Linked DNA regions of Homo sapiens: region 2 is linked to region 1. The links are chromatin loops, found by intact Hi-C in ENCODE. Cell type or tissue: heart right ventricle. All regions are shown on one strand. Links, peaks and the distances in the headings refer to the core of each region. The heading gives the core; the rest is flanking DNA.

What was found. Peaks named below come from ENCODE experiments on the same cell type or tissue, not always from the same donor. Only the 100,000 strongest peaks of a DNase experiment are listed, where the experiment ranks them.
Region 2: it touches region 1 in a loop (2.9-fold over the local background); 10 of 110 quality-filtered maps call a loop at or near these places.

Annotation. Positions count from the first base shown.
Region 1 is chr20:59,947,270-59,952,653 of GRCh38, reverse strand. It overlaps FAM217B (family with sequence similarity 217 member B), which reads right to left. Exons shown (of 4, transcript NM_022106.3): 4 at 3,974-5,384. Among named protein-coding and RNA genes, the nearest start is that of CDH26, 8.5 kb to the left of the region's middle. In heart right ventricle, for the core only: a CTCF peak has its summit at 3,365 (motif pointing left); no DNase peak of the experiment used is centred there; H3K27ac peaks cover 675 bases.
Region 2 is chr20:60,032,871-60,038,254 of GRCh38, reverse strand. It overlaps a transcript of CDH26 not described here. Among named protein-coding and RNA genes, the nearest start is that of LINC02910, 20 kb to the left of the region's middle. RefSeq lists enhancers at 744-1,243, 1,244-1,745. In heart right ventricle, for the core only: a CTCF peak has its summit at 2,431 (motif pointing right); a DNase peak (open chromatin) is centred at 3,864; H3K4me3 peaks cover 1,476 bases; H3K27ac peaks cover 2,992 bases.

The DNA.
Region 1 (5,384 bases), core at 385-5,384:
CAGGACAGCTTTGAAAGCGGCCCAACATAAATTCATAAAATTTCTTAAAACATTATAATTTTTTTTGCATTTTTTGTTTTAGCTTAACAGCTATTGTTAGTGTTAGTGTACTTTATGTGTGGCCCAAGACAATTATTCTTCCAGTATGGCCCAGGGAAGCCAAAAGAATGGACACCCCTGACATAAATTGTTTATGCTTCTTTAGGAAAGGAGAAAATGAAGGAAAGGAAAGTAAAGGGGAAGATTTAAACAGCTGTTTTTATCTTCCTGCATCAAAAACTGTTCTGTTAAGGTGAACATATATACTTTAAAAAATCAGAACATCTTCAATTAAACTTGTTAAGCTATTTCAATATTATATAAATTCTACAAATAAAAAGCATTTCATTCCAGCATTTAGAAAACTGAAAACACCACGCGAGAAAAGCAAAGACTTCCTTTTCTTTCTCCTTGCTTTATTTAGGCAGAGTATCTCAAGAGATGGGTTTAGAGGAAAAGCTTGCTGACAGATGGTGAACACTCTTCTAATCCTGGACAAAATGACCAAGTGAGTGAAAGGAAAGAGACAAGGGAAGTCGAGTGAGTGTTCCACACCTGGAGTTTGAAAATCTAGGAGTCTGAATGTAAGGAAAATCAGATGAGGTGGTTAGGTGATCTAAGAAGCCCGAACGCTTATATTTTAAGTCTTTGATCCATCCTGAGTTGGTTTTTGTATAAGGTGACAGATAGGGATCCAGTTTCGTTCCTTTACATGTGGCTTGCCAGTTTCCTGAAACAATAAAAATTCTAGAAGACAACATTGGAAAAATTCTTCTAGACGCTGGCTTAGGCAAAGAATTCATGACTAAGACCCAAAAAGCAAATGCAACAAAAATAAAAATAAATAAATGGAACCTAATTGAACTAAAAAGCTTCTGCACAGCAAAAGAAATAATCAGCAGAGTAAACAGACAACCCCAGAATGGGAGGAAATATTTGCAAACTACACATCTGACAAAAGGAATAGTATGTAGAATCTACAAGTAACACAAACAAATCAGCAAGAAAAAACTAAGTAATCTCATTAAGAAGTAGGCAAAGGACATGAGTAGACAGTTCTCAAAAGAAGATACACAAATGGCCAAGAAAAACGTGAAAAAAGTGCTGAACATCACCAATCATCAGGGAAATGCAAACTAAAACCACAGTGAGATACCACCTTAATTCTGTAAAACTGACCATTATTAAAAACTCAAGAAACAATAGATATTGACATGGATGTGGGGAAAAAAGAATGCTTGTACACTGCGGATGGGAATGTAAATCAGTACAACCTCTATGGAAAACATATGGAGATTCCTTAAGGAGCTAAAAGTAGATCTACCATTTGATCCAGCAATCCCACTATTGGGTATCTGCCCTGGTACAGTTTGGCTGTGCCCCCAGCCAAATCTCATCTTGAATTATAGTCCCCATAATCCCCACATGTCATGGGAGGGACCTCTTGGGAGGTGATTAGATCATGGGGGTGGTTCGCATGCTGTTCTCCTGATAGTGAGTGAGTTCTCCTGAGATCTGATGGTTTTATAAGGGGCTTCCCCCTTCACTCAGCTCTCATTCTCCCTCCTGCCGCCCTGTGAAGCGGTGCCCTCCGCCATGATTGTAAGGTTCCTGAGGCCTCCTCAGTCATGTGGAACTGTGAGTCAGTTAAACCTCTTTTCTTTATAAATTACCCAGGCTTGGGTATTTCTTTATAGCAGCATGAGAACAGACTAACACATACCCAAAGGAAAAAGAAGTCATTATATGAAAAAGACACTTGCACACGTATATTTATAGCAGCACAATTCGCAATTGTAAAGATGTGGAACCAACCTAAGTGCCCATCAACTGAGTGGATAAAGAAAATGTGATATATATGTACACACACTCACACACGCACATATATATAGTATACTGTGGAATACTACTCAGCCATTAAAGGGAGCTAAACAATGTCTTTTGCAAAACCTTGGATGGAGCTGGAGGTCATTATTATTATTATTATTATTATTTGAGACAGAGTCTTGCTCTGTCACCCAGGCTGGAGTGCAGTGGCACGATCTCAGCTCACTGCAGCCTCTGCATCCCGGGTTCCAGGATTCTCCTGCCTCAGCCTCCTGGGTAGCTGGGATTACAGGCGCATGCTACCATGCCTGGCTAATTTTTGCACTTTTGGTAGAGACAGGGTTTCGCCTTGTTGGCCAGGCTTGTCTCGAACTCCTGACCTCATTATTCTAACTGAAGTAACATAGGAGTGGTAAACCCAAATCTTTATGTTTTCACTTAGAAGTGGGAGCTAAGCTATGAATATGCAAGGGCATACAGAGTGACATATGGACTTTAGAGACTCAGTAGGGGAAAGTTGGGAGGGAGGCTGGCGATAAAAAACTGCACATGACGTACAATGTACACTACTCGGGTGACAGGTGCACTAACATCTCAGAATTCATCTCTATATAATTTATCCATGTAACAAAAAACCGCTTGTACCCTAAAAGCTATTGAAAAAAATAAATAAATAAACTTCAACTCCTTAGCATTCACTTGTGGAGCAGATTTTATCAGAGGCCGTGAATCATTCATTTAGGCAACCTGTTAGGTAAGCAGCCAGCCCAGTGCCTTTAAACTACGGAGAAAATAGGGCTAGATAAGCAAATGGCTTGCTTGAGGGGGAGAGGGCCTACCAGCTACTCACCCACCATAAAGGTAGTCACTCAAACTTGCAGACTTAAGTACCAGGAAAGCAGATTTCTCAAACTTTAATGTGCCAAGGATTTTGTTAAAATGCAGACTTTGACTCAGTAGGTCTAGGGAGGAGCTCACATGAAATTGTCCTCGCTTAATGTAATCTAAAGTTAAATATGTGTTATTTGTTTGCTCTAAAATCTCATTTAAGCTAGGGCAATTATTTATGACTATTCCATTTTTAATTCCATATATATTTTCCAGTATTATTACAGTAATTCCTTATACATTAAATTGCTGAAGACAAAAATATTCAAATTGCATTTTATGAAACAGGGATCTCTGTGAAGATTTTTATAAATTGATGATTTATGTTACTTCATTGAGGACGATTCTATGCTGGATACAGTGTTTTATGATGTGAGACTGTTCAATGAATCAAAGAGAATCCTCCACAGCACCTAACTGCATATGATAAACCACTGTATTCTCTGATGGCAGAGTGAAGTTAAATAAAGAACATGCTTTGGGCCTGAAGTCAAAAAGTCTTTTTCTCTCCATTTCTTTTTGATTCCAGTAAAAACCTTTTTATTTGACTAGAAGGTACTCACAGGCCAAATTCACTGCTATCTGAAAGGGTTTGGTCGCCACCTTGTGGATAATAAAACAGCAACAGCCCAAAATAATACATTTCCTGTACAAAAAAAAAAAAAAAAAAGATTTTAAACCTCCAGCGTGGTTAATTTTCAAAACATATCCAAAAACTTACTTTTTAAGCCACTGAACATTACTGCCACAATTTGGTAGACTCAAAAGAATGCACCCTATTGTCAGAGTGAAGTTAGAAAGAAGAGCAAAGGGCTTTTGAGAATGTTTGCAGCTGGAGCTGCTCAAAACTGCTATCTCCTAACCAGGCCACTTCCTTGAAAGAGATGGTACTCGTTTCCGGATATGTACATAAAGGTGCAAGTTCATTACATCACAGGTTACCTTAATTTATGCTTACTGAATTTGCATCCTGCTACCCTAATTAATCCTCAACATGGAGTAGTAAGTGGAAGAGCGACTCAAGAAATGTACTGCAATGCTTCTCTGATATATCCGGTAATGTTAACCTGTGCTTTGGCCACCCATGTCGCTTAGTGTTAAGACAGGAGTTGTAACAGCATTTCATCCTGGGCAATTCCTTTAAATAACCAGGGAGAAAATAAAGGCAAGCTTCAGAAGAGAACTGCATGAAAAGCAAAACAAAACAATACCAGAAAAATCCAGACAATATTTTTCTGCTGTTTAATTGATCTCAAGGAAGGAGAAATTCAAGTCCACAAAAACTTACATCAATTCTGTTTATCACATACAAAACTAAACATACAATATAACAGCAAATAACAAACATGCTGAATATTTTCAAGCCATTTTGAATGGTGTCCTGTACATGTACATAAATAATACATACTGCTTCTGAATTACCTTAAAATACAGTACCACCAAGAGTTATATTTCTATGTAACTACTCCATAAGTGAGCATAAAGGAATGAGGAAGTAGACGATATCCATATCAGATAAAGTAGAAAGTCTTATGTCCTTCTGAAAAGCAACACAGTAGGCCCAAGAACAACTACAAACCATTTTCCTTTTAGCTAGGAGGTATATGGCAAGACCAATGATATTCTCTTCCCCATCCTTTTTGTCACAGGGTATGAAGTCTATCCTATTCAAGTTAGTTACAAGTCTTCAGCCCATTTAGTCATCTAAGAAGTTGAGAAAGTCTAAACCTAAGTAATCACAGCAAATACTGCAAATACTGATATACTTTTAGTTCATTTTTGTACTTTTTTACATTTTTTCCATTAGATAATTCTAAGCCTAAAATATTTTTCTTTTTCTTTTTCTTTTTCTTTTTTTTTTTAAAGAAACTTGGATTGTTTTAATTGGTTTAAATGCAGGGTATATGTAAACAACTCCCCAGAAATGAGAGGCACTTCTCGGAAATACAATAACCCATGTCACTAGACTAGCAAAACACTCAGTGCTTTTGACTTGATGAATTGAATGAGTTCATGATTCAACTTTCTAATGTTGTCTACTTGAAAAATAGCAAGATTCTTATCTGCAGCATTTAATGCATTAAGATGTATTAGATAGGCATATCAGATATCATAAAATTAAAATTGTGCTTATGTTAATTCTGTAATAGACCTAACTTTAAAACACCTCATGTTATTCACTAGGAGCTATGATCTAGTCGTGACAATATTGGTTAAAATAGTCAATCTGAGGCAGAAAGTAAACAAGCAAAGTCACTTTTGCAGGCTTTTTAAACTGTATAACACATGAAATTATGACTATTCCCCAGATTATGCAACCAGCTTCAATTTAAAAAGCTGGGAACAAATATTATGAGGCGTTACTTCTCAATTTCTTTCTTTTTCTTTTTTTTTTGAAACGGAGTTTCCCTCTTGTTGCCCAGGCTGGAGTGCAATGGCACGATCTTGGCTCACCACAACCTCCGCCTCCCGGGTTCAAGAGATTCTCGTCTCAAACTTCCGAGTAGCTGGGATTACAGGCATGCACCACCACACCCGGCTAATTTTGTATTTTTAGTGGAGACAGGGTTTCTCCATGTTGGTCAGGCTGGTCTTGAACTCCCGACCTCAGGTGATCCGCCTGCCTCGGC
Region 2 (5,384 bases), core at 205-5,204, 86 kb before region 1:
CCTAGGTGACTGTCTCCCATCTGAAAAGAGTCTGCAATAAAATAGTCTTTACAATTATTCAGAGTTTTCCCTGATCCTGCCAACCTCCGTACTTGATTTAAAATCTTTCCATCTGGAATTATTAGTCCAGAGCAGTTTATCAAAGAAAAGATGGATGGTGCAAGCCGACTGCTGCTAGCGTTCAGAAAAACGTGTTCTCTCTCTGCCATTCAGCGAAAGTTCTTTAATCACTGTTGATTGGAGGTTACCAACCTTGAATTGTTAGTTAATGGCATCTCTGCAAAGGAATGATTTATTGGGTGAGTAAACTTCGCAAACAAACACAGATCCTCCATTGCTGGCTATTTCATCGGAAGCTGAAATGTACATTATTTCAACTGTCTTTCTAGTGGAATCAAAATCCGAAGCAGAGGCAAATATTTAGCCTTGATCTCAGATTTCTCTGCCATCGAGATATTAAGAATACAGAAAGTCAAGGCACAGAAGAATCCCCAGATGTTCTGTTTCCAGTGTTCGCCTATGCTCTCAGGCTCCCTTGCAGCTGGCACCCCACCTGGGAGCAGCCTCCCTTTTGAGGATCACCATCGGGAGAGGAGCCTGTGGTTCAATGGCTGTACCTCTGTCACCTTTCACCAGGACCCTATCCTGAAACACCAGCCAGGGCCAGCACAACTCACTGCTGGAGGATCCCTGCTCTGCCACCTCTCCTTGGTCCATTTGTTCTCAAGCAAATGACATTGGAACCAAGAAAGGAATGTGCTCTGTTTGTCAATTGTCAGGCAGGGGACACATCTTCCCTTTCTTCCCTCAAAGAGGGACTGGTTCAGCCTCAAACCCTCTGAAGGGCAAGATCAGGGGAAGCAGGAATGCTGGAGCTTCCTCAGCCCTCTCCCCAGCCGTGTGAGTCACGGGTGCACCAGGCTCCCTCCTGCTGTCCCTCCACTGGGACACTGCCCCCTCCAGTTCGCTGTTCATACTCACAGGCAGCTCGGGCATTTGTGGGGCTTCCCCAACCCCCAGACTACGTCAGACCCCTGGAGATACACTCTCCTGATTCACAAACCTTTTGTGTGGCACTGAATGTAGTTATGATTGCATTTTTTTCTGTGTAGTTATTAGATTAATTTCCATCTCACCTCTTGGGAGGCTCATTGTTTTTGCTCCCTTCAGCATCCCTGGTGCCCAGTGTTGGAGCTGTGGTTGGTAACTAAGAATGACCAGTGGTTAGAATCACTTGAGAGAGCAAGAAAGCCCCTGGAGGTGGCAGGTGGAGAGCAACGTTTCCACTTCATTACCCAGAGGAGGCAGCTGACTCGGGCGTGTAGCTCATGGGCTGGCCAGCCCTTGCTGCTCCCTATGCCACCTGCAGCCAAGTCCCTGGGCAGCTCAGCATCCTCAGCTCTTTGTTAACAACTCTGGAGGAGGTAAGCAGAGCACCAGCAGCCAGGGGGAGATACAGCAAAATCTCTGCCATGATGGCAAGAGGACCAGAGCCCACACGTGACCTCGGGAGGTAGACAAGTCTCCCTGTGCGAGGACCATCGGGGCAGCCAGGAGGGCTGGTGGAGTTTCTGTAGATAGGGGTGGGGACAGGACTCCAGGATGAGGGCACAGAGTAAGCAAAAGCCTGGAGGGAGGCCCAAGATGGTCTCTGGGGTAAAGATCTGTAGCTGGGGTTTTGGGCTTCAGGCAGAAAAGGCAGGCTCATGGTTCGGAGGCCATTGAATGGAAATTCCCAGGCACTAGGGAACCACTGATGGGTTCTGATCCAGGGAATGTGTGGCGGGGGATCTTCTGGGGATGTTTGTACCCAACAGATGAGAGACACTGAAGCAGGGAGATTTGTCCAGAGGCTGGGGGAAGGGTGGCAATGGGGACAAGACAGAGTTTGGGGAGGTGATGCATGTCCAGGATGACTTCGCAGCTTAAAGGCTAAGCAGGTAGGAAACAGAGGTGACAGTGACCAGGATGAGAGATGGGCCATCAACCCACCACACATGAAACACGCAGCCAGGTCAGATTGCTGTGTTCCAGGGTCAAGTCTGGTTTGGTGCAGGAAGGTGCAGAAGTTTCTTGTCACCTCCTTTTCTCACCATTCAGAAATCAGTGTCCTCTTAAAGCCATAAAGAAGAGTGATACATTTGACTTCATCTTTTTTTTTTTTTTTTTTTTTTTTTTTTAGTTTTTGCATGGAAAAAGATATCAAAAACCAAAGGACAAACTGAAAAAAAGGTAACATAGATAACAAACAGAGCTAATATCCTCATATACTGTATTAGCCTGTTTTCACACTGCTTTCAAGAACTTCCCTGAGACTGGGTAATTTATAAACAAAAGAGGTTTAATTGATTCACAGTCTGTAGGGCTGGGGAGGCCTCGGGAAACTTACAATCATGGCGAAAGGGGAAGCAAACATGCTCTTCTTCACAAGGTGGCAGGAGAGAGAGAAGAGAAAGTAAAGTGGGGAAGAGCCCCAAATAAAACCACCAGGTCTCGTGAGAACTCACTCATTATCATAAGAACAGCATGGGGGAACCGCCCCCCGTGATCCAATCACCTCCCTCCCTCAACATGTGGGATCACAATTCGAGATGAGATTTGAATGAGGGCACACAGCCAAACCATACCACATACAAAGCATTCCTACAAATAAATAAAAAGGACCACCAACCTATCAGAAAAAAAAAAATGGGTAAATGACAAAAACAGGCAGTTCACAGGAAAATAAGTGGCTCATAAACATAATTTCATATGTTCCAGCTTCATTTATAATGAAAGTTATGGAGGTTAAGACTAAAATTACAGACCCTTTTTAAGTTATTTTACTTAGGCTGGTAAATATTTAAAAACTGATAATACACACTGCTGGTGGGAATGTTGGAAAACAATTTGTCAATAGGTATTAACATTGTAAACGTATGTTCCCATTCCTCTAGGAATTTCACTGCTAGGACTGTATCCTAACAATATGTTCATGCATGCATAGAAAAAGTGTGAATTAGAATGTTCTCAGCAGGACTGTTTGTTGTAGCAAAAAGCCAGAAATAGCCTGAATATTCTCAGCAGAAAACTGCTTAAGTTATAACACAGTCGTACAAACAATGACATAAAAACTCTAAAAAGTGCAATAACTATACCTATGTTGACAGGGCAGGATCTCTTAGGTGGATTGTTAGGTGAATAAATTAAAGTGTGGTTCAGTTTACACATTGGTATTAAAAATTTTAAATGATATGCATTTCTATTTAGAAGATACTATGAACCATAATCACCTCTGTGAAGGAGAACCAAAGAGCTCAGATCTGGGATGGGAAGGAGTCCAGCTCTGAGCTGTTGGAGCTTTGGTCCTGTCCTTGTCAGGCCTTCTGAGCCACTGGCCTTCCCCACCTGTGCCGGAGCCTCCACCATCAGGTTAAAGCCCACTGCTGTTGTTTGTGGTGTTCAGTCGCCAACCCATCCATCTCTCAGACTGGCTCTTTCAGAAAGTAAAACAGACAGGGCCTTGGCTCCAGTCTCCGACAATGTCAGGAAAACTTGCTGAAAGTGGCCTTTCATTTGAGCCTGAACACTAAAGGAGAACTGGCAGAAACACCCACCTGAAGGCAGCTGGGGGCTGGCTGACCTTTGTAGCTGGTGGGGGCCCTGGCGCCCACACTGCTGTCGGCTCTCCCCGGGCTGCCTCTGGAAAGCAGTCTCCTAAGTGCAATCTCTAGGCCCCTGACCAAGGTATTTTTAGCCACCCTCCCTGGTAGCCACGGCTCCGAGGCTATGAGCAGAGACTTCAAGGGCAGGGCCAGGGAACATTCCTGAACTCTGGGTCTCTGCTCTGGGCCTGGCTTGTTCCCAAGGCTAATTTAGAACTTTCCTGGCTACTCTTGTGACCTTTTGCCTCATGACCCTTCCCCCAGAGCACAAAGCTCTGGCCCCACAGTTCCTGACACAGCACTGTCTTTTCATGGTGAGCAGTGGCAGAGGGACATTGCCTTCCCTTCGAACAATGTGGCTTTATGGACAAATGGAGCTGGTGACACTCTGTCTTGAAGAGCAGCACTTCTAAGCTGGAATGCAGGGAGACACTCTCTGTCCCAGGGTTCCTGAAGCTTCAGCTCCCTGGGCTTCCCACCTTTGCTATATTGACAGTTCCTGGTTTTCCCTGTGCTGCCGGCTGCACTGATTCACCCTCTTCACCTATATATTCACTTTAGTTGCATCCTAAAACATAGGATATATGATATCATGGGTTGAACATGCTAGTTGCTTTTTTAATGCATTAAAGGAAGTTCTATGAGAATTTATAGAAGGGAAAAAAGAGAAAAAGTAATTCTTACATGCATATTGGATAAGCAGTGACCAGGCCAGTGGTGAGAAACATGGTGAACTGCCATCCACAGTTTGCAGAGGAAAAGTTATTTATGACCAGGGCTTTGCACATTATTTCTTCTTCATGATCACACACACACACACACACACACACACACACATCTTGTCTACCTGGATAATTGCCATCTCCTCCAGGAAGCCATTTCCAAGGCCCTCACCGCCAACAGCAGGCCCATGCCCCTCCACCGTACTCTCTGCTCAGCCTGAGACAGCCCTGCAATTGTGACCACCTGCCGATTCTCCTCTGTAGTCTCCTGGGAAACATGCCTTTTTGTTAAGGGGTGATGGGGAATGCGCACTCTGGACTCGAACCCCACCTTGTTCATTTCTCAGCTGCATAACCTTAAACAAGTGGCTCCTTTGCTTTCTCCCAGCCTTGTTCTCCTCATCTGCAAAATGGGGTGAAAACAGAAAGTGAGAATTAAATAACGTAGGCAAAATGGTAACACAGGCTTAGCATTCACTAAGCATTTGATAAGTATTTGCCACGTGCATGTATGCATGAAGGAAGGCAGCCTGTGTACACGAAGGAGGTTAAACAATAACCCACAGCTTCAGATCCACCAAAAATCTTATTACAAAGACAAGTTCCCGGGGCAGTGATGGTGGTAAGAGTAATAGCAATGACTTCTCAAAAAACCTGTAAGAGGGGTGTTACTATTTTCCCCATTTTACCGACAAAGCAATAAGGACTCAAAGTGTTGAATACACTTAATCAAGCTCACACAAGGTGAATAATAGAGCTGGTGTTAAGCCCTGGCTTCCTCCCAAACCAAAGCCAATGCTCTAAATGCCCACATCATGCGTCTTTCATACACTGTTTTTTGATCCTCTATGAGACACCAGGATTGGAAATGTGATTCTTTTTTTTTTATTATTATACTTTAAGTTTTAGGGTACATGTGCACATTGTGCAGGTTAGTTACATATGTATACATGTGCCATGCTGGTGCGCTGCACCCACTAACTCGTCATCTAGCATTAGGTACATCTCCCAATGCTAT